Regions from separate parts of the Homo sapiens genome. Here regions 1 and 3 are each linked to region 2. Evidence: chromatin loops called from intact Hi-C (ENCODE). Cell type or tissue: Panc1. All regions are shown on one strand. Links, peaks and the distances in the headings refer to the core of each region. The heading gives the core; the rest is flanking DNA. Region 1 has its middle 840 kb from the start of LINC01676. Region 2 has its middle 180 kb from the start of LINC01676. Region 3 has its middle 900 kb from the start of AMY1C.

Region 1 (7,035 bases), core at 758-5,757, 1.0 Mb before region 2:
CCAGAGAAATTCACTCTGCACAGCACACTATTCAGAGGGATGGAGAAGGCTGGCATCCATCAATTACTGGAAAAGAAAAACCATGCTTTCTAGAAATTCCTAATGCACTTTTCTCTTTTTCTAATTATGTCTGTTTGGAGTAACATGCCCTTTCTTGAACAATTTCAATTGGACAAAGGGATACATAATAGTTAATTTAGATTTGATATCCTAGATCATTCAGGTTGCAAAGAAAATGGAATTTGGATTTCCAATCTAGACATTTTCATTCTGATGTCAAAGTTAAAAGAATATGAGAATTAGGGCATTTTCATGCATGTATATTCTCAGATATTTTTCTATCAAACTCCTCCCTCCAGGAAGCCTCAAGGGAGTATGAACTTCTCAGATGAGAGTGTAACCCAAGAAAGAGAAGACATGAGATCTAGAAAACAGATGAGCCAGAGCCTCAGAAAGATGCTGTAAATCTCAGAATGATCATGAGGAAGATTTTTGGATAACAGTGTTCAAGATACACAAAACACTGTATTAGTCTGTTTTCATGCTTCTGATAAAGGTATACCCGAGACTGGGTAATTTATAAAGAAAAAGAGGTTTAAAGGACTCACAGTTCCACCTGGCTGGGGAGGCCTCACAATCATGGCAGAAGGTGAGGGAAGAACAAAGGCACATTTTACATGGCAGCAGGCAAAGAGAATGAAAGCCAAGCAAAAGGGGAAACTTGTATAAAACCATCAGATCTCATGAGACTTATTCACTACCACAAGAACAGTATGGGAAAGACCTGCCCCCATGATTCAGTTACCTCCTACCAGGTCTCTCCCACAACACATGGGAATTATGGTAACTACAATTCAAGATGAAATTTGGGTGGGGACACAGCCAAACCATATCAAACACCTATTTAAAAAAATCAAGAACTATGTAATAGAAAAAAATTGGCAAAACATATAAACTGGCACATTACAGATGAAGAAATACTAATATTCAGTTAACATGAAATGACATTCAAGTTCACTTGTTACTAGAAAATGATTTTAATGGTATGTACTCTAATTTTAACTATTGCACTTGCTGTAATTGTGCAGTTTTGTTGAGCTAAATAAGTTCTAAATTTATATCTTCATTTAACAGTTAATTCTTATATTTTCATTGGGTAATTTAGTATAAGATCTCTATATCATGAATGATTATCTTGATATAGTAATCTGCATTATTTTAATCAGATTTTCCCCAGCACATGATAAAAAAAAATCTCACGTAACTATGTGTGATATTTGCTTAATATATCGTTTTTACAAAAGTGAATTTCAGGCCATCACAACTGTGAATATGCACTTAAAATACCGTCTCATATTTTACAATGTTTCCTGTGGTGTAAGCTGAAATTTGGGGTTAGCAAACCTATCATTAAAAGAGCACACTTATGTTTTCTTTATAAATTCACATGATGTCAATTAAAACTGCCAAGTAGAGCATATCTTGTTGCTTAGAGGAATATTAATTTTTCCTTTTTAAATAGTCTTATTACAAACTGAATACAGAGTATCTACAAATAATACAGAAACTATTTGTAGTGTATGCCTAGAATGTGAAGACTAAAAATATGAGAGCTCACTTACCCACCAGCCACGCTACAAAGTAAAACATAATCCTTGAAGCCCCATGCATGCTCCTTTCCTGACCCTATCTATCTCTGTCAAACCTCAGAAAACTGCTCTATAGAACTTTAAATATTATTCACTTATGGATGAAAATCCCAGCTCACCACTTCCCAGGTCATTGATTTTCAGCAAGATTCTTGCTCTTTCTCTATTTCATATCAGAATAGAATTTTTATGAGAAAGACATTAAATAATATATAAATTGTGTTTCTATATAGACAGTCCATTGCATACTACAAGCTCCACACATGCTAGCTAGTAATACTGGCAGTATTAGTAATGGTATTAGAATTATACTACAAAGAGAAAAAATAGAATTAGTCATGTATTTTCCTTCCCTGGGATATTTCAGAAATACATCTTGATTTATTGATTCGATGTTTCAAGTCTATTTATTTTTTGCTTTGTCTTTGTTGGAGTCCACATTATCTACAAGAGTTCCACTGACTTCACAAAATCTTGAGACTTAGAGCAGCTTGTTTCTTCACAATCTGTAGAAGATTAAGAAAGGAATTAAGATTTTTAATTCATATGTAAAATTCAGAATGCACACACCCAGAAAATAAGCATTCAGAGAATGTAAACATTTGACACTTCACGTTTACTAGGAGGTAGGGATGGACAGAACCATAATAGAAGGTCCAGAAAGAGCAAAGTTAGCAATAGGAAGAGACAAAAATAGTTAAAAAAAAATACACATCCTGATAAATGTGTATACTATTTTGTTACATTGCAAGGAGAACAAACTTGATAAGAAAAATTTTCATGTGTTCAGCTGCTAGGAATGCCAGGACCATACCACTGTGATCAATGGTAGAAGGAGAGGATTTGGAAATTGACTGGATATGGAGAAGCTACTGACCCAGCTGAGTGCTGGCTCTTTGGAGATATGCTGAAGTCCAAACTTTGTGTAAAAGGGCATTAAAAATTCGATGTATTTAGCTTAGATTTCAGTTTAGAGAGAGGACATTCTGATATTGGATGACACTTGAAGTCTGTGTGAAACACCATAATGTATACAATTATTTCAGAACAGATCTAATATCAACAGTGAAAACACATCAGACATAGGGTCTAGGTTTTACTGTATGTATTTAACCAAATTCATTTACCCATTAGTTCACTTAAATACCATTAAAGCCTAGTATTTTCTAAAATTTTCTAGTGCATCAAGAATACAGCTGTGGACAAGAATGGCTAGAATTGAGATCATGTATAACAAAGGCTATCATTAAAGACTGATGATTAAAAAAGTAATTGCAATGTAGTTTTGATTTGCCCAACCATTTAGAAGTGCACAACAGAGTGCCTAACATCAGATCATTCAGGTTTTAAATTGCTGAATAGGAACCCAAGGCAGAATCTCATTCTTATAAAAACAAGGAGTTAGTTTTAGAGTAGATTCAGGTAAGTGGACACTAAGATATTCAGAGCTCTTTTCAAGTGCACAGACATCAGATCTATAGAATTAGACCACAAATTTCACTGGAAATCTAATAACCTCATTGCTTTGCTTATGTCAGTCAAGACTTCATTGAGGTTAGCCTCAATGGGGATATCCTCATTGAGGATAACTACTAGTAATTAAAATGGGTAGAACTAGTAAAAGATGGGCTTAGCATAACCATAGGTGCCAGGGGTGCATCAACTAAATTTCGTATTTTAGAAGGGTCGCGTATAGAAATCAGGCCCTCTAGTAGTAACGTGCTGTCAGGCTCTCAATTTATAACGTTGATGATCTAAATTCACAGTTAATTCTAATTTGCAGGAGTTGTAGCAAGAAAAAATCAGAAGGGGGCAGCAAAGAGCTATCTGGGCCAGAGAAGATCCAATTTGAAAAGTAGCCAAAGAAGATTACCTTGTGTTAAATTACACAGAAAATGCTCTTCCAAAAGGGTGTCAAACCCATCAGAGTCATGGACCCAGATTACCTTTGACCTACTAGATGTTATTTTGCCCTGGTTTTCTTCCTGTCTCTCTGAGTATGTCTTAGTTTTCTTGCCTGTTTCTCTTTTCTCTATGTAACAATTATATATTTGTTTTCCAGGATTCTGGTCTTCATCTACTTTATTCTTGCTTTCCATACTTGCCGTCTCTTTATTTTAATGTATATTCTCTCATCCACTTCCACAGTAATAATTACCATGAACATTCTGAGAGAGAGCCTCTGCTAGCACATGAGACAGCCTTGGTGAGAGTTAGGAAATCATGCCACCTTTTATTGTATGATTTCAAGTAACTACCCCTGTTTTTACTTAAATCTGCTTCTTTTTCTCCAGCCCCTAATAGACTTTAATAACCTCTTGGGTAAACCAATGGCCGTCTTCAGTCTCATTTCTTTTCCCCTAGGCAAAGGCACAGACTTCAAACCAATAAAATAAACATGGTTTTATGTTAGAAATTCACAAATACCCATCACTAAACAGTCTTCCAATACTAAGACTCTGTAATTACCTTCCAACCAGTCATGTACACTAGAATATGTGGCAGACATGTCAAAAACCAAACTCATTACCTTTCACCAAAAATATATGACTTCTATATTTGCTCTTTTGGTTAATCGTGATTCCTTGTACACCATCTGCCAAGTTTGGATGCTGTTACTAACCCCATTAATTTTAGTTCATAAATGACACCTCAACCTGGAAATGTGATAGCCTTATTGCTTTGTTCATGCCTCAAGACTTCAATGATACTAACCTTGGAGAGTGTAACCATTAGTAATTAAAAATAGATACAACCAAGAGTTTTTGCTAATGTTTTCCATAGACTAGGTTACACCTTCTCTCACAATTTGCTTGCCCATGATTTAGTCCTCGAGTCACTGGCACCTGGTTTTCAGGCCCACTCTTCCAAGGAAACTAACATTCTCTATGACATAGCCTTTCTTTACTAAGTCCAGTGAATCTTTCCGATATACTTTGTTTTTGCGGTGTTTGAAACTACTCACCTCATCTTCCTCAGAATGTTCTCTTCTACCGCATTTAAAGTTCTCCATCCTCTTTTTTCTCTCATGTCCTCTCTCTCTCTCGTGTGTGTGTGTGTGTGTGTGTATGTGTGTGTGTGTTGTCAGCTTCCTCTGACTATAAGAAAATTCTGAAACAATGGTATTTAGGAGATTTCATTTCTCAATCTTCCTACTTCTGTCTCTGTGTCCTCTCTGACTACAAGTAAATAATGAAATATTGATATTTAGGAGAGTTCTGATGTCAGTCTTCCTACTTCTCTCTCTTCCTCCTCTCTCTAGGTGCTGGGATCATTCTCACGATTTCACCTTCTATCTACAAGCTTAAGACTCCCCAAATTTATATCTATCTCTACATGTTTAATGGATGTCTTCACTTAAAAGTCATCAGGTACCTCAAATATGCTCAAGATGTAATGTAGCATCTTCTTCCCTAACCATGATATATTTCTCAAATTGGACACTCTGTTTACAGAATTATTCCCCTACTTTTACAAGCATGAATGATGAAGTCATTTAAAATTCCTTGCTTTACTTTCCTTCTTTCATTCCTCACAAAAAGTCCCATTCCCTTCATTTATCTCCAAAAGTAATGATACTCTTCTTCCCATCATCTCTATTGCTGTTAGGACTTACTGTATCTCCCTTAGATTACTACAATGAAACTTCAATAATCTGTTTTACCCTATTTTTATCTATTCTTCTCCAATCATCCACAATGTGCATCTAATCAATTAACTACCCATATATTTCTCTTTAATTATTCCACAGAATGTATGCAAAAATGTATAAAGTTCTTAAATTTTATTATTTGCACTCTTCAAAAAACTCTCAGAGCTCTCACCTCTCTGACTCTTATATGCTTCTCTCCAGCTGTATTAACAATAATTTTAATATAATACAAACATTTAGTATTTACTATATGCCAAATATCTCAGTTTTCTTAATTATCAGATTTTTCTCTTGTGTCTTTGTGAAGGCTACTCCTGCTTTCTGAAATACATTTGCATACTGTTTGCCAACTCCTGTCCTTGAAGTCAGATGCCAACACTCCCCAAAGGTTTGATGCTCTTTGTACTGATGTCCTTTGTACATGCCCTTTGTATGTGGCATATTTCTATCTGAAAACCACTCAAATGTATTTATCAAGTGTTTACATATAATTGCAAAATGGAAGAAAACTCCAAGTTTAAATAGTCAATCTACCAATTTATTCTACCAAGGTATTATTGAAAACATGATAATATATCATTGACATTTGACGCACACATGTAGATAATTTAAGGACCACTAAATATAATTGAGATCTAAGAGAAATTGATATTTGGTAAATTAGAGACCTAATTATTTTTATGGTTCTTTTAGCAATGCAGCGATACATTCAACATTTGATGTTATGATAAAATTAGATTTGTACTCATTCTGTATATTTGAGAAATTTATTGGTATCTTGTAATCAGGTATTATTGGAATCAGGATATCAGTCAGTTTTGTAGGTCTATAGTTGTCTTGATTACATATTTTCACTAAGCGTTTTTAAAATAAAGTAAATCCTAGCTTTAATCTCCACTTGGTTCTATTTTAAATATCAAGCTATATTTAGAATAATAAAGTCAACTCTCAGTCATATGTCTCAGATACTCATGCTAGCATGAAATTACACAGGCAGATTTCCCCAGCTTTGGAGAAAAGATAAATGGGACCCTGTTATCTTGAATTTGTTGCAGCATTATACCAGACAATAGCCAAAGCTAAGGCCAGGTTTTGTTAATTATATAGATTTTGAGGCAAAGCTTTGCATACGGAAGGGTCTGTATTATTTTTCTATAGTTTAAAGCTTTAATACTATGCAGTTCATTTTCTAGCATGCATAAGCTGCTCTGTAATAGAGTTTCAACAGTTTCATTTCTTTTTATGGAAAAGCAAGTTTCTGACTGTATCAGGACAAAGTACATCAACAGTCATCAAAAAGAGGAAAAGAAAACTTCTATTCCACCAATAATATTTAGTCTCTTGCTTAAATCCTGATTTTAGGTTCACACCTATTTACTGAATTCTGTCTGGCTATTTGTTTTTTACTGGATATTTCTCTGAGGGTTACTTGTCAGGTCTTTCTTCCTTGTTTTGGTTCAAATCCCCACCTTAACCTCTATATTTGCACCATTTTGTATCCAATTTAGAAAGAGATATTTTACTTACAAATCAGAAACTAGAAAGAACTCACTCAGATCACACTTTCCTAAACTGTGAATAAATAAACTTTGTTCATAAAATTATTTAGGAATGTATCTGTAGTCACCTTGTAAGAGATAATATTGAAAATAAAAATTCACATTAATGGTAGGAGCTGATTGAATCCGTTCATTCCGACAGCAATGTGGGTCTTAAGAAGATATTTTTAAATTT
Region 2 (7,035 bases), core at 723-5,722:
ACCCAGAAATAATAATTTACCAACTATTCGGGCATCCTTTAGCTCAGTCAAGTTGACACATAAAATTAGCCATCACAGACAGCTCAGAATAATGAGTCTAATTTGAAAATCAGACACATTGAAGATGTTAAAATTTTAATCTCACCATCCTAAGGCCATTTCCCCTCCAACCTTGATAGAGATGATCTTTTCTAGATCATAAGACACAGTAAAAAGATAATTCAACAGAGGAAAAAATGTAACTTTTGTATAAATATAAAATGTGAACACAGGTCAAATACTTTATTTAACTAATTCAAGAATGAGGGAACTAGAAAGGCATCAAAAATAATCTGATTATATTAATATATAGGCAATGAAGAATGCTGAAATGAATTTAATACATACAAAACTGCCATCATTCACAGAAGAGGGTAAGAATAAATTATACTTCCTTTCGACAACATTAATTTTACTTTCTCTGAAAGTTAATTATTTATATTACTATCAAAATTCCAGAATATATCAAGTTGTAAAATAGTTTGATGACCATGAAGGATGCAGACCTTCATAGAATCAAATAACCTGATAATGTTTTGCCATGTCTAACTCTTTCACAATTTTTGTTTTTCTCAAAAGATAGAAACAACAGAAAAAAAACAGGTACAGAAGTAACTTAGAAAGGTTTACTAATTTCCTGAAAAAAAGAACAATGAAAAAAATTAAAGTTTGTTGTAACAAATTACAATACGATTCAAGACTGTAGTCTTCCTAGAAACTCTTTTTCTCATACACACCTAGAACAGAGGGCTAAAGGAGGGTTTGTGATGTCTTCTTGGATCGTGTATTCTCCCAACTCCCACTTAGCCATTTATAGTACCCACCATGTTTAGTGCTAAATTGATTCAAAGTGGCCCTTATTTTATATTTTTCAGTCAAGCTTTTATTGTACCATTGATATCTGACCCACTATAAGAAGTTGGTGAGCAGAAAAATGGAAGAGAAGTGGAATTATTACCCCTACACCAAAAATGCTGTAACAAAATAAGAAAAAAAAATAAAAACTAAAATTATTTCAGGCATTTTTTAGGCAATTTTTCTTAATGTTTGCAAATCATTCTGCCTTACAAAAATGTAACATGTTGACAAAGAATGAAATATACAGAATTCTAAATTCTGCCAATTTTGTCTGAAAAGCATACTCAATGCTCTTTTAATAGTAAGCCTCTAAAAATGTACTATCTGTTAACACTTGTTCTTTTAACAGTGTGAGAATTATGAATTAAAATTTTATTTATGTATGTATATTTATCTATATATACTTTACATATATACAATTTTACTTATAGGGTATATACATAATGAAATATATATATAGTGAGATACCTCTTTCTGTGTATCTATCTCCCCAGTCTGAAAAAGTTATTTTTATAGATAAAAGTGTAATACTGACATTTCTTTTGCTTTGTATTTCCATATTAGTGATGCAAATCCTGCAGAAGCAAAAACATTTTAATTAATAAAGGATACATACAAGGAAGTTAAAAATAAAACATACTTGTTAATATTTTGATATATTATTTCCCCATATGCTTCTCTTTACTTATGCTGTATCTAAGCACTGCTCAGAAAACCATGTATTCTATCTCACCTTTGGGTGAAAATTTCTCCTTCCTTTTTCACCTCCTCCTACTTCTTCTGTGCTGCCACTGCCATTAGCTTCTCCTTTTCCTCCTTTTTCTTTTTTATTTTACCCTCTTCTTTCTCCTCCTTCTCTTCCTCTTTTTCTCCTGCTCCTTTTCAGCCTCCTCCTACTTCTTCTGCCTCTTCTTTTTATATATTTCCCCTCTTCTCCTTCCTCTCCTCTTCCTCCCCCATTTCTTCCCTCTTCTCTTTTCTCACTCCTGTCTTTTCTACTCCTCACTTCTACATTTGCCTCTCTATAATTATCAGTTTTGTGGTTGCTATCACCTTGTCATACAAAATTTTTAATACTTAACTAGGTCTAGGTGGGTCAGAACTTGTGTTACATAATGTTGGAGTACTGCAATTTCAGTCACTGATCTACAATTCAAATCACTGGTGACTTGGGTCAGATGCTTCTGCAGGTACAACTACATTGAGTAGTAGCTTTGTACAAATTCTAATTCCAATTAGCACACTTTAAAAAGTGCCTCATCAAAGCTAAGGGAAGGCCTAGACTTTGTAAATCTTTAATATACATACATCTGTGAACATATGTAATTTAAAACTTTTTTGAAAACAATGTATTCAGAAGTTGGGGAAGTTTAAATTACTTAACAGTGCCGTTTTTACCTACAGTCATTGACTTTGTAAAAATAAACAGCATATGTATATTTATATCTTTGTTTATACTTATGCAAATATGTATTTTCTATATATCTACATAAGTATATAAAATGATACATGCATATCTATATAATGAGAAATAGAAATATAGAGTCCAGTAGTAATAAGGTATACTTGCTATCTGAATTTTTTTTGTTCCTAAATTTTGAATAACAAATAGAAGAAGCAAGGACATCAATGAATATATCCCTATATCAAACATTTTACACCAAGCTGCTACATATCTGAAATAAAGAAACAAGAGTTCACATCACCAGAGAGAAGCCTAATCTTGAATGGGTCATAGTTGCAAATTTTGTTTAGCTAATTGATGGGCTTAGGCAACTCTGCCCCCTTGTGGTGTTCAGTGGGCTCATAGGAAACCAATATCCTGCAGGTCATAAATTTGGAAACAATTCTCACATGCCATTGACTGTGCCTAAGCATTAAAATCAAGTGGCTAGACAATATTGTGATTCTTATGGGCCCCAGGAGTACTGGGAGGAAAAATATGAACCACTTTTGGTAAGAATAGAAGAACTGAGACAAACAAGCAATCTCTGTGGCTTTACATATTACATTTCTCAGTGTTGGTGTTTTGCAGGCAGCCATCCATAAGTGATATAGCAGCTCATGCTTCTCTGTATTGTGGCTCTAACTTCTTCTAGGTTCCTCCAGTCCTCTGTTATATGCCAAATCTTTCCAGCAAATAGGACATTTAAAAAACAGAAAATTATGCTTGAGGCTTTTTGTGCCCCGAACGTACAAATGTCATGTGTCATTTTCATCCACATTCAACAGTCTAGAACTCAGTCACATAGTCATACCTAAATACGATGATGACTAAAAATGTAGTCTAATTTGGTCAAAGGACAGAAATAAATTTAGTAGAAATAACCAGCTGTGGCCCTTTTGTTACAATTAGGTCTCAGATATTTGCAGATCCCACTGATTGATTCATAACCCTAAAAGAAACAACTGGGATTTTTTAATTTTAATTTTATCTAATTTAACACTTAGAGAAAATCACCATAAGTGATATAAAAAGTTAGAAAAATAGGCCAGACTAAACAGTACTATGCATATATCAGAAATAACAGTAACAGTCTTTTATTGAACACAGCCCCTTTCTCATGTTAGACATTCCTTCTCTCTCCTCCTTCAAAGCTCACTGTTCCAGAAAGGCTAATGGGTCACTAGACTCCCAAAAAGTCTCAGAAGAGATGGTCAAATAACTAAGAAGTTCTAGAAAGCAGAATGTTGATGTGTTATATTTTTCATGAAATGTAACAATAAATTCAAATGCAACCGGTATAAAAAGAAAACAAGATGTATCTTCTAAAAAAAAACAGTCTTGCTCTAAAAACAAAAGCAAAAGGGTAAGGGTGGATAGGTCTGTTTAATACTCAATGTACTGTCTTCACAAATAGTTTATTACTGAGTAAAACTCTGTTCCATACATTTTGAAATGAGAAACTCCAATTGAAGACTAAACTCTCCTACATGACTATAGTATTAGACATATAGTTGCAATTGCAGCTCCAGTAGGCTGCAGGAAGATGCTGGGGATTCTGTGGTGTTTAGCCCATAAGCATCTTCCCAAGCATTGGGGCACAGGTGACGGCAAGAGAAAATACTCCCTTTTTTTCTAGTATTAACCATAGTGATTAGCTTTCTGCTCTTCACTTTGTTTATCTTAAGTTCTTGTTAGTGAACAACGTCATATACTTGTCGCGTTTGTTCTTGCTGTCCTCCTTTTGTTGTTTCTTGCTGCTTTTTGTTTAATCCATACATGTTATCATTTTCCTCCACGTGGCAAAAATTTGAATTCTGACTCACTTGTGAGGGTATACATTTGTTAATTGCTCTGAGTGTCATGTCAAATGTTCTAACTTAGGAAATTTGTATCTGGCTTAATTTTATTTTCCCATTTCTATGTGGTCCACTCCACACACTTCGGCTTCTGGAGTTTCCACTTCAGCAAGCTGCCGTTTTGGGCTGAGATTGTGGGCAGTTATTGAGAGAGAACTTATATCCCAGTAACCAACAGGAATGACCATTCAGCTTTCAGTAAACTTTCGCAAAGTTTTCACATTAATCGCAGAAATGTACCTTAATCCACCTGCATACAACGTTTCTCAGGTTCATGCTTTTTCTTTCAGGCCACTTCTATTGTCCCAGCTCTACGCTTTCAGAGGATATACATATCTCAGACAAAAGATATCACCAGTCCCTTACAAATTTGGAGGGAGAGATTTCTTCTCAAACTTTGTAGAAAATGAGATAGAGTTACCGCAAAAAAAAAAAAAAAGTTTTACCATTACCAAGAGGAAGGCAAAGTAGAAGGGATGGAAAATCCTTCTGAGAGGTGGCAAGGCTCGCTCTGGGCGCCCCCTCGGCCTCGGCGTCCGCTCTGGCCGCGCTGGAGGAGCCCTTCAGCCCGCCACTGCGCTGTGGGGGCCCCTCTCTGGGGCTCGCGGAAGCCGGAGCCGGCTCCCTCTGCTCACGGGGAGGTGTGGAGGGAGAGGCCCCAGCGGGAGCCGGGGCTGCGCGGGGCGCTCGCTGGCCAGCGCGGGTTCCAGGTGGGCGCCGGCTCTGCGGGCCCCACACTCTGCACGGCCGGCCTGCCCCTCCTGTGCTTGATTTGGGGATGAGCTCCCTCTGGGCTGCCGGACTGCCTGGGCTAGGTGCCGCAAAGTCCTGCAGCAAGTGCCACTGAGAGGTGAAGCCGGCTGGGCTTCTCGGTTGGGTGGGGACTTGGAGAACTTTTCTGTCTACCTAAAGGTTTGTAAACGCACCAATCAGCACTCTGTGTCTAGCTAAAGGTCTGTAAACGCACCAATCAGCACTCTGTCAAAACGGACCAATTAGCTCTCTGTAAAACAGACCAATCAGCTCTCTGTAAAATGGGCCAATCAGTAGGATGTAGGTGGGGCCAGATAAGGGAATAAAAGTAGGACACCGGAGCTAGCAGTGGCAACCCACTTATGTTTCCTGGCTTTGTTTTTTTGCTCTTTGTAATAAGTCTTGCTGCTGCTGCTCATCTTTGGGTCCTGGCCGCCTTTATGGGCCGTATCACCGTGAAGGTCTGCAGCTTCACTCCTGAGGCCAGCAAGACCGTGAGCCCACCAGAAGGAGCGAACAACTCGAGACGCACCGCTTTTAAGAGCTGTAACACTCACCACAAAGGTCTGTAGCATCACTCCTGAAGTCAGCGGGACCACGAACCTACCAGGAAGAAGAAACTCCATACAGATCTGAAAATCTGAAGGAACAAACTCCGGACACACCATCTTTAAGAACTGTAACACTCACTGCGAGGGTCCACGGCTTCATTTTTGAAGTCAGCCAGACCAAGAACCCACCAATTCCGCACACACTTCTGCTGTTTCGTTCTATTCTCAAGGAAAAACTGTGATGGGTCCATTTTTAATCACATGCAAATTCATGGGCAAATCTTTGCTATGGTTATGTACTTTGATTTAGTAGAGTTGTATCACATGTTCACTCATGTGCCCACAATAGCAGGGTATACCAATAGGCTGCTTCAAAACAATCATGAAAAGTAGGAGGTGGTGTTTCCAAAGGTAGTGGTCTTGCCAGAAAAAATGGAAATACTGTGAAGATAAAAATAAACATCTATTAACACAAAAATAGAAAAATAATATAGGTACACATACACATACTTTTCTACATATTTTTTGCAGTCATATCAGAGGAACAATACAGAGGAACAAAAGTGTAAATGAAATAAGACTCAAGTTAGACTCATTTCATGTATTTTCCTAGCCTTACTGTAAATTTATTTTGTGACTTTAGGAAAACCTCTATTTCGTTATCTGATTATTTTTTATTTCCAAAGTAGTAGTTTGGCCTAGATCAGAAGTCAAAAACCAATTGCCAATGGGTGACAAGAGTATAGTATAAATGAATGACATAGGAAACACAGAAGCTTTCCAGCTAAAACTTGTTTATTTGCATTGAACCAAAGATAGACAAAATATGTTTTCTGTTTTTTTCTTGAATTATGCAGCCTTCTAGGTATATATCTCATTTTTTAAACTTTCACAGTTTGGAAAACACAAATTATCTGTCTAGCAAACATTCTTGTTCTCTTTTCCATCCCATAGAGTTAAAGGAGCATCCCAGGCCAGGACCTCATTTCCCAGGCCCCTTGCATCTAGGCGCAACATGAGATTTATTATTACCCAAGGAATGTGAGGAAAAATGGTGTGCCTCACTTCCAGAATATGGAATGACATAGTTACACAATTATGAGAGAACTGTACCACTTACACCCTTTCTTTTCCATTCCACTAACTGATCACAGATGATCTCTGAGTCCCAGGGGATCTAAATGTCACAAGATAAAAGGAAGATGAATTCCCAAATCACAATTTGGAAGAACACACACATTGAAGTATAACATAAAATAGAAATCAAAATATTGTGGGTTAAGAGCTGAATATTTTGTTGTTTATTGTAGAAATTACCTCTGCTTTAACTAATATGAAAAAAAATGGAAGAAAGTTTCACACTTTGCAAAAATACAGACATGCAAGTATATTGATCAATGACAGCAACACATTGACCAATGTGCTGAAGTTTATGGTGACTGATGGGGACAGTGTGGAAAACGGAACATACCTACATTCTGTTTTTCCCACTAGAATTTGGGTTCTAGTACTTCAGATAAATTTATCTACT
Region 3 (7,035 bases), core at 980-5,979, 1.1 Mb before region 2:
ACTAATTTTTATTTCTAACTCTTATTATGTAAGAAATACACTTCATAAGGTCATAGCTGCCACTGATAGTCATTCCTCTGATTTATGTGTGCAAAATAAATTGAAAACATTCTGGAATGGATTCACTATTCTAGATACTATTAAGAGTATTTGTGATTCATCTAAGGAGGTCAAGATATTAACATTAACAGTTTAGGAGAGGTTAATTCCAACCCTCAGGATTGACTTTCAGTGCCTCAAAATGTCAGTGAATGAAGTAACTGCTGATGTGGTGGAAACAGTAAGAAAACTAGAATTAGAAGTGGAATCTGATGATGTGACTGAATTTCTGAAATCTTATGATCAGACTTTAATGGATAAGAAGTTGCCTGTTGGATGAGCACAGAAAGTGTTTCCTTGATGGTCTTCTGGTGATGGTGCTGTGAACATTTTAAAAATGAAAACAAAGAGTTTTGAATATTCCATAAACTTAATGGATAAAGCAGCAGCAGTTTTTGAGAAGATGACTCTAATTTTGAAGACATTCTACTGTGGATAAAATGCTATCAAACGGCATTGAATGCTCTGTGTGTGTGTGTGTGTGTGTGTGTGTGCGCGCGTGTGTGTAAAAGGAAGAGCCGTCTGGGCGCGGTGGCTCATGCCTGTTATCCCAGCACTTTGGGAGGCCAAGGTGGGTGGATCACGAGGTCAGGAGTTCAAGAACAGCCTGACCAATATGGTGAAACCCTATCGCTACTAAAAATACAAAAATTAGCCAGGCGCGGTGGCAGTTGCCTGTAATCCCAGCTACTCGGGAGGCTGAGGCAGGACAATCGCTTGAACCTGGGAGGCAGAGGCTGCAGTGAGCTGAGATTGTGCCACTGCACTCCAGCCTGAGTGACAAAGTGAGAATCTGTCTCAAAAAAAAAATAAAAAGGAAGACCCAATCAATGTAGCAAACTTCATTGTTGTCTTATTTTAATAAATTGCCATAACCACCCCACTCTTCAGCAACCACTAGCCTGATCAGTCTCCACCAGCAAAAGATGACAACTGGCTGAAGGCTTAGATGATTGTTAGCATTTTTGTGCAATCAAGTATTTTTATATTAAGGTATGTTCATTGTTTTATTAGATGTATGCTGCTGCTCACTTAATAGACTACAGTCTATTTATTCTATAATGTAAACATGAATTTTACATTGACAATGCACCAAATAATTTGTGTGACTCACTTTATTGCAATGTTCCCTTTATTGCAATGATCTGGAACTGAATCCACAATATATTTGAGATGTACCTGCAAGTAAATGCTGTGCAATTTTTTTAGTATTTTTAATAGAAAAAGACAAAGTGTTTAGACATTTTACTTCATGATGCTGAAAGCATATTTTAAACTATGAATTATTTATAGGATAGAAATTTTGGTGTATATTACATGTTTATTTTACTTAGAATTTTTTTAATGTTGCTTGATTGGATTTTTTGTTATTATTTACATGTTTCTGAGTCAGTTTATATTAAAAGTATTTGACCACATGGCTTTCTGGCTTTAGAGACAAAATTACTTGGATTTGGCTCTTAGTTCCATCATTTGAATTTTTAATCTGAGTGTGATCTAAAGGTTTTGATTTTTTTAATACCTGTAAAATAGATTTACTTATGTCATAATGTTATTTTGGAGAATAAATGAGGAAATGTACATAGCCATGAGATCAATTAATAATTACTACCAACTTCTAGAAGTGCTTAATGGTATATAGAACACTTTTCTATATAGTATATTAAAATTTGATCCTTACATGAATCTTCTGCGTAGATATTATGAGCTTTACAGGTAGGAAAATAGAGACGAAAAAGGTTGAGTGACTCAGATAATTAATAATAGACCTAAGGATATCATACCAATTTTTACTTCTTTGTTCAATTATGTTTCCAACATAATTGTTTAGACTAATAGAAAATAAAGTAACATATAAACAGAAAATCAAGAATGTGAAATGTGGAAGTTAAGACTTTTTTGAGATGCCATATTTAATTTTAATTGGAGAGGCGTAAGAACGTAATCATTGTAAATGCTTAGATGCTTTTAGTGTGTATGCCTTTGTATATATTGGACTTAAAAGATAGCTCCATTATTTTATACAGCATCTTAAGGTATGGATCACAAAATAATAATATTAATGCTTATTAATCTGATACAGTCTTAATCGGTTTAAAAATGTTACAGAACATTATAATTCCATTATTTTCATGTAAAACTAAAAATTCCAGTATATTTCCACTTCTATAATTTTACATAGGAATACATTCCAGAATTAAATATCCCTATAACAACTATTTTACTTTTTTAAGTACTTGCTCATATATTTGCCTGATGTAAGAATTTTGTATTTAGAAATTAAAAAATACTTTTGTCAACTAAAAATACAACTCCATAATAATCATCGTAAGTGTAAAATGCATTACGATAAATATTTACTTGTCTATTTCAACAAAAAAGTTTTTTGGTCATGATTACTAGAAATAAAAGCAACCAGTTTATAGAGATATAAGGAATACGAGTATTCACAATAAATAACACAGTATTTACATATTGACTCTAATACAAAAATATCATTTTCAAGTATGCACACCCACATTCACCTGAGAGAGACCAACTAATCAGGAGAATACTGCATTGTAAATGAAAATATAATACACATTTTAAAAAAAGAAAAAATGTATAACACAACAAACAAAAAATAAACACAGGACATTTTTGCAATTTAATTGTTTCATTCAATTTAAAATATTGTCTTGGAGTATTACAGTTAACATCTTAAAAATAAATTCCAGAAAATATCTAGACCGTAAGTATCTTACATTCAAACTTGAAAAAAACTAGCATTTGCAAGAAGAGAAAAACACATGAAAAAAATTGCAATTAAAATGTCACAATGAAAAGCAAACAAATTTAGAGTCATCTTGTTTAAACCACACATTTAAAATAACTAAATAAGACTCCATTGTGCTAAATATTGTCCTTTGTAATTATAAACCCAGCTAATTTGCCATCTGTGGAAATGAAGCTAGGCTATTGCAAAGAATTATAAAAATGGAATAGTTTGAATTGCATATGTGGGCCAGCAGATGTCACTCTTGTTAAAAGACTGAGTAATCGTTCCTGAAGGGTAATTGTCCCCTATGGTGGTGGGCAGAATTTCAACAAGTGAAGGATTAAGCCCTGACCCTCTTTTCACCTCCCCACCTACTTTACACTAATGACAACAGAATCAGTAAATTAGAAATGTCAGCTGCTTTGCCATCAGTTTCCAAAGCTGTTTGGTCTAACTATAATTTATGGTCAATGGTTATATAAGCAGCATTGCCAAATCTCTGTAATTATTACAGAGATGTAGCCAGGCACAGAAAATAAATGTTGCTGTAAGCTAAACCAAGCTCTGACATTACTATAATTAGGCTGATGATTCATGCCATTTGTTTCTCTTAGAAGATACATAGAGTATCTAGAAGACAGTGAGAAAATTAAGCCTGAATTTTCGAATGATTTTCTTTTCTTTTATGAAACTAGAGTTCGATCAACTAAGAATCGACAAGGCCTGTTAATTTACTACCTTTAATTACTCAAAGCATTCATAATATTTTAGGGTGTAACATTTTGGAAATGTTACTGATGTGAGATATTTATGAAGCAAACAAATAATTTAAAAAATAAATGTCCGGAATTAAGGTATTATTTCTGGAATGTATATATAGAGAGATAAGGTGCATGTGTGTGTACCACATGCTCATATATATGGTATACTCTGTAAGAAGAAAATATCAAATTCTTGTTAGTTGGATATAAAACACATATTAGTTGTCATATAGTGAATGAAACACATATTATAATAGTTTGTCATATAGTGAATACATAAGAATCTATCATTATTCTTCAGGTAAAATTCTTCTTTTGGTAAATAATTTATTATATTAATGGGATTGGTCACACCTCCTTTGGACAAAACTATGAATGAAACTAATAAAATTAGAGAAATCCTGGGTTCAAATACTAGTTCTACAAATCATTAAGTTTGTGGGCTTAAACTACATAACTTCTCTTATATACAGCTTTTTATAAATCTAGAAATAAGAAAACACCAATATCTTAGAACAATTAAATTGGTTAAATAAAGTAATATAAAAAAGAAATTGTACAGCACTTCGAACTTTCAGAATCTCAAAAGAGTTTTTAGTTCTCATCCTAAGTAACTTGAATTTCCCAATGAGGCCACTGATAATGATCACACGTGCCACAGCCTAGTCATTCCAATAAAATATTAACAATAATTTATGCAGCTGGAAGATGTCCTAAGGTTATTTATTCTATTGTCCTACCTAATGTAGAATTAATTGCTAGTTTACATACTTTAACATCTTATAAAAATGGAAGTGATATACTACCAGAGCATTTCTAGTTCACTACTTCACAAAACAGCTTTCTATTTTTGACCAGCTATACTTATCCTAGTAACGTTGACTTAAAACATGCTTTTCATTTGCTACTTCAATGTAGCCCCAGATATGGACTTAGTAGATATACAAAATACATTTTTCACATCAAAATACTTCAACATGTTATAACAGCAATCATGTTATTGTAATAGATTTCCAGTTATAGCAATATCACCTGGTACTGAGATGTTTATTATTACCTACCTTATAGTTTCATTTGAGAATTTATTAACATGTTACTCATGAAAAATCTTTATCTCAGTGCCTTGCATATATTAAATATGCCATGAATTTGTATTATGTTGCCCTACTTATCATTTTATATGCTAACTTCTATGAATACAACACATTTCATTACTCTATGTCTTACCGCATTGTGATTAAACCTGGCTATAGTGTCTCAGATATGGAATTATTATCCCTCACATTTTTGTAATTAATTTTACATTTTATTATTGTTCTAGGATATGCATCGTGACATTAACTGAGGCTGACCTGCTCTAAACAAAATTCTTACATAATTTAGGACTATTTTATTTCAATTAACAGGAAAACAAAATAGCTCAAAGAATATCAGTTGCATTGACTCATTTAACTAAATGTAAATAAAAGAAAAGAGTAGGTATTGATTCTGACTTCTAATTGATTCAGAGGTACAAATAATGTTACCAAGACAAATAATGTTACTGAGACCTAGTTATGACCTAGTTTCTGTGCCTGCCCCCCGCCTCCTTGCTCTCTCTTATTCTGGTTCATCTACATGATTCAAATATATGAGGGGCTTCTCTGCTTTCATTTTTATGGCAAAAGTTGATTTTACAATGGAACCAAATTGAATACTCAGAAAGTTGTGTGTGTGTGTGTGTGTGTGTGTGTGTGTGTGTGTGTATGCATCTGGGGGAGAGAGAGAGAAAAAAAATCTGTATTATAGTATAACTTAAGCTGCTAAGATTTCCAAAGCCATTCTGATTAATGGTCTTTCATGAGACCTAATGTTTCCCACTTTCTGGAACTTATAAATGGCTTATCTTTGCCTCTAGCCTTAATTTAATTTTTAATTTCATGATAATACATTGCTCTATCTTCATGAATTGTGATGTGACTCAGTAGGCAATTTCATATTGGAAACTCTTATCCTTCAGTTGTAAAAATGTGTGAAAGAAAAATGTGTTTCCTTGGTTATTGCCTTGCTTTGATATTTCCCTATTATTCAAATATTAGTCCTCCTAAAGTGGTCCTCTAATTGCCAGAATTTTTTTCTCCTACTTTTGCCACTTCAAGTATTGTTTGGTCTCTTCTCTGGGAGCTCTCAAGGGTTTCTCTTCTAACTCTTCTGGAGATAGGAAGCAAAAGCACTTTTAAACAAGTTGCTGGGTGGCAGCTGAATAAGTACGTCATAAATATTAGAGAGAGAAGGCAAAAACAGAACAGAACAAAACAAAACGCACCTATTGAGCTCTGGTTCAAAGAATGTCATGCATGCTGAAGGAGAACATCTCCACATCTGAGAAATTTACTTTGCTAGTTAGTAATGTAAATGAGTCTTAAGCTATTGCATCAATGTACCATGGAGGCTAGATTCTCATGAGAAGAAACACTAAGTTGCATTTACAATTCTGTGATCCGAGTTCTTCATCAAAATCAACATATTGTACAACATCAGGATGGTATCTGTAGATGATGCTGCAGGGAAGGCAAATCCATATTCAGATGAAGTGGCTTTTTCAGTGATAACCAATCATGGATACTTCCTTGACGGAACTGGTTTGTTGTAATTAACTTGCTATCAGGTGTACGCCTAATCTTCCAGGGAAATAAAGCCATTCTTCCACTAAAAACTGATAGGTGCTATTGACAGGCTGAGGTTTCACCAATAGTGGTAGCCAGGTCAATCTCGGAGAACTAAAGTTCCTGCAGTTGAGCTCAGGCACAGACTTATCACTCTATACACGTGGACATTAAGTAAACCATACTCTGTCCCCTTGTTTTGGGCAATATTTCCAGCAGGGGTTGAATCTCCTTTGGGGTTCCACTGCCTACAAGACAACCCTCTCCTGTATAGCTCCAGCTCCAACCAGGAAGCACTTTGTCATATCTACAGTTCCAAATGAGTGACCACAAGTCTTGGGGTCCAGTAACACCATCTTTTACTGTTACTCTCTAAACCAAGGTATAGTGGAAGCTTGCTTGTGTTTCTTATTTTTAAGTTGTCACACTGTCTTCTGTTGGCCTTTCTATTTTGCCTGCGTTCTGATTCCTCTGTGTAATTATCTGGAGTGATTATACCATAATAATAACCTATTGATAATATTATAATAAAAACCTATTGACATTAATTCATTGAGCCATTTAACAGGGCAACAAGACAATTTGTATTCACATTTCCATAGTGTTGTCCTAGTTTTTGAATTTCCTTTTAAGCAGCAGGTTTTTACTTATCCTTGATTGTGCTTCCTGTTTGGTTTTGGCTAATTTTACACATGTAAAATTTTCCAACTTTGTCTTGCTTTCTAATTTTGTTTAGTCTCTTTCCCAGGAAAAAAACTGGTGGGGCTAAAAA

Evidence for each region. Peaks named below come from ENCODE experiments on the same cell type or tissue, not always from the same donor. Only the 100,000 strongest peaks of a DNase experiment are listed, where the experiment ranks them.
Region 1: a loop joins it to region 2, with 4 times the contacts of the local background. A loop is called at or near these places in 35 of 110 quality-filtered maps.
Region 3: it touches region 2 in a loop (10-fold over the local background); 11 of 110 quality-filtered maps call a loop at or near these places.

Annotation. Positions count from the first base shown.
Region 1 is chr1:104,777,223-104,784,257 of GRCh38, forward strand. No RefSeq gene overlaps it. Among named protein-coding and RNA genes, the nearest start is that of LINC01676, 840 kb to the right of the region's middle. In Panc1, for the core only: CTCF peaks have their summits at 3,458 (motif pointing right) and 3,657; a DNase peak (open chromatin) is centred at 3,489; H3K27ac peaks cover 538 bases.
Region 2 is chr1:105,791,060-105,798,094 of GRCh38, forward strand. No RefSeq gene overlaps it. Among named protein-coding and RNA genes, the nearest start is that of LINC01676, 180 kb to the left of the region's middle. In Panc1, for the core only: CTCF peaks have their summits at 2,686 (motif pointing left) and 2,900; a DNase peak (open chromatin) is centred at 2,662; H3K27ac peaks cover 224 bases.
Region 3 is chr1:104,645,237-104,652,271 of GRCh38, forward strand. No RefSeq gene overlaps it. Among named protein-coding and RNA genes, the nearest start is that of AMY1C, 900 kb to the left of the region's middle. In Panc1, for the core only: CTCF peaks have their summits at 3,152 (motif pointing right) and 3,352; a DNase peak (open chromatin) is centred at 3,175.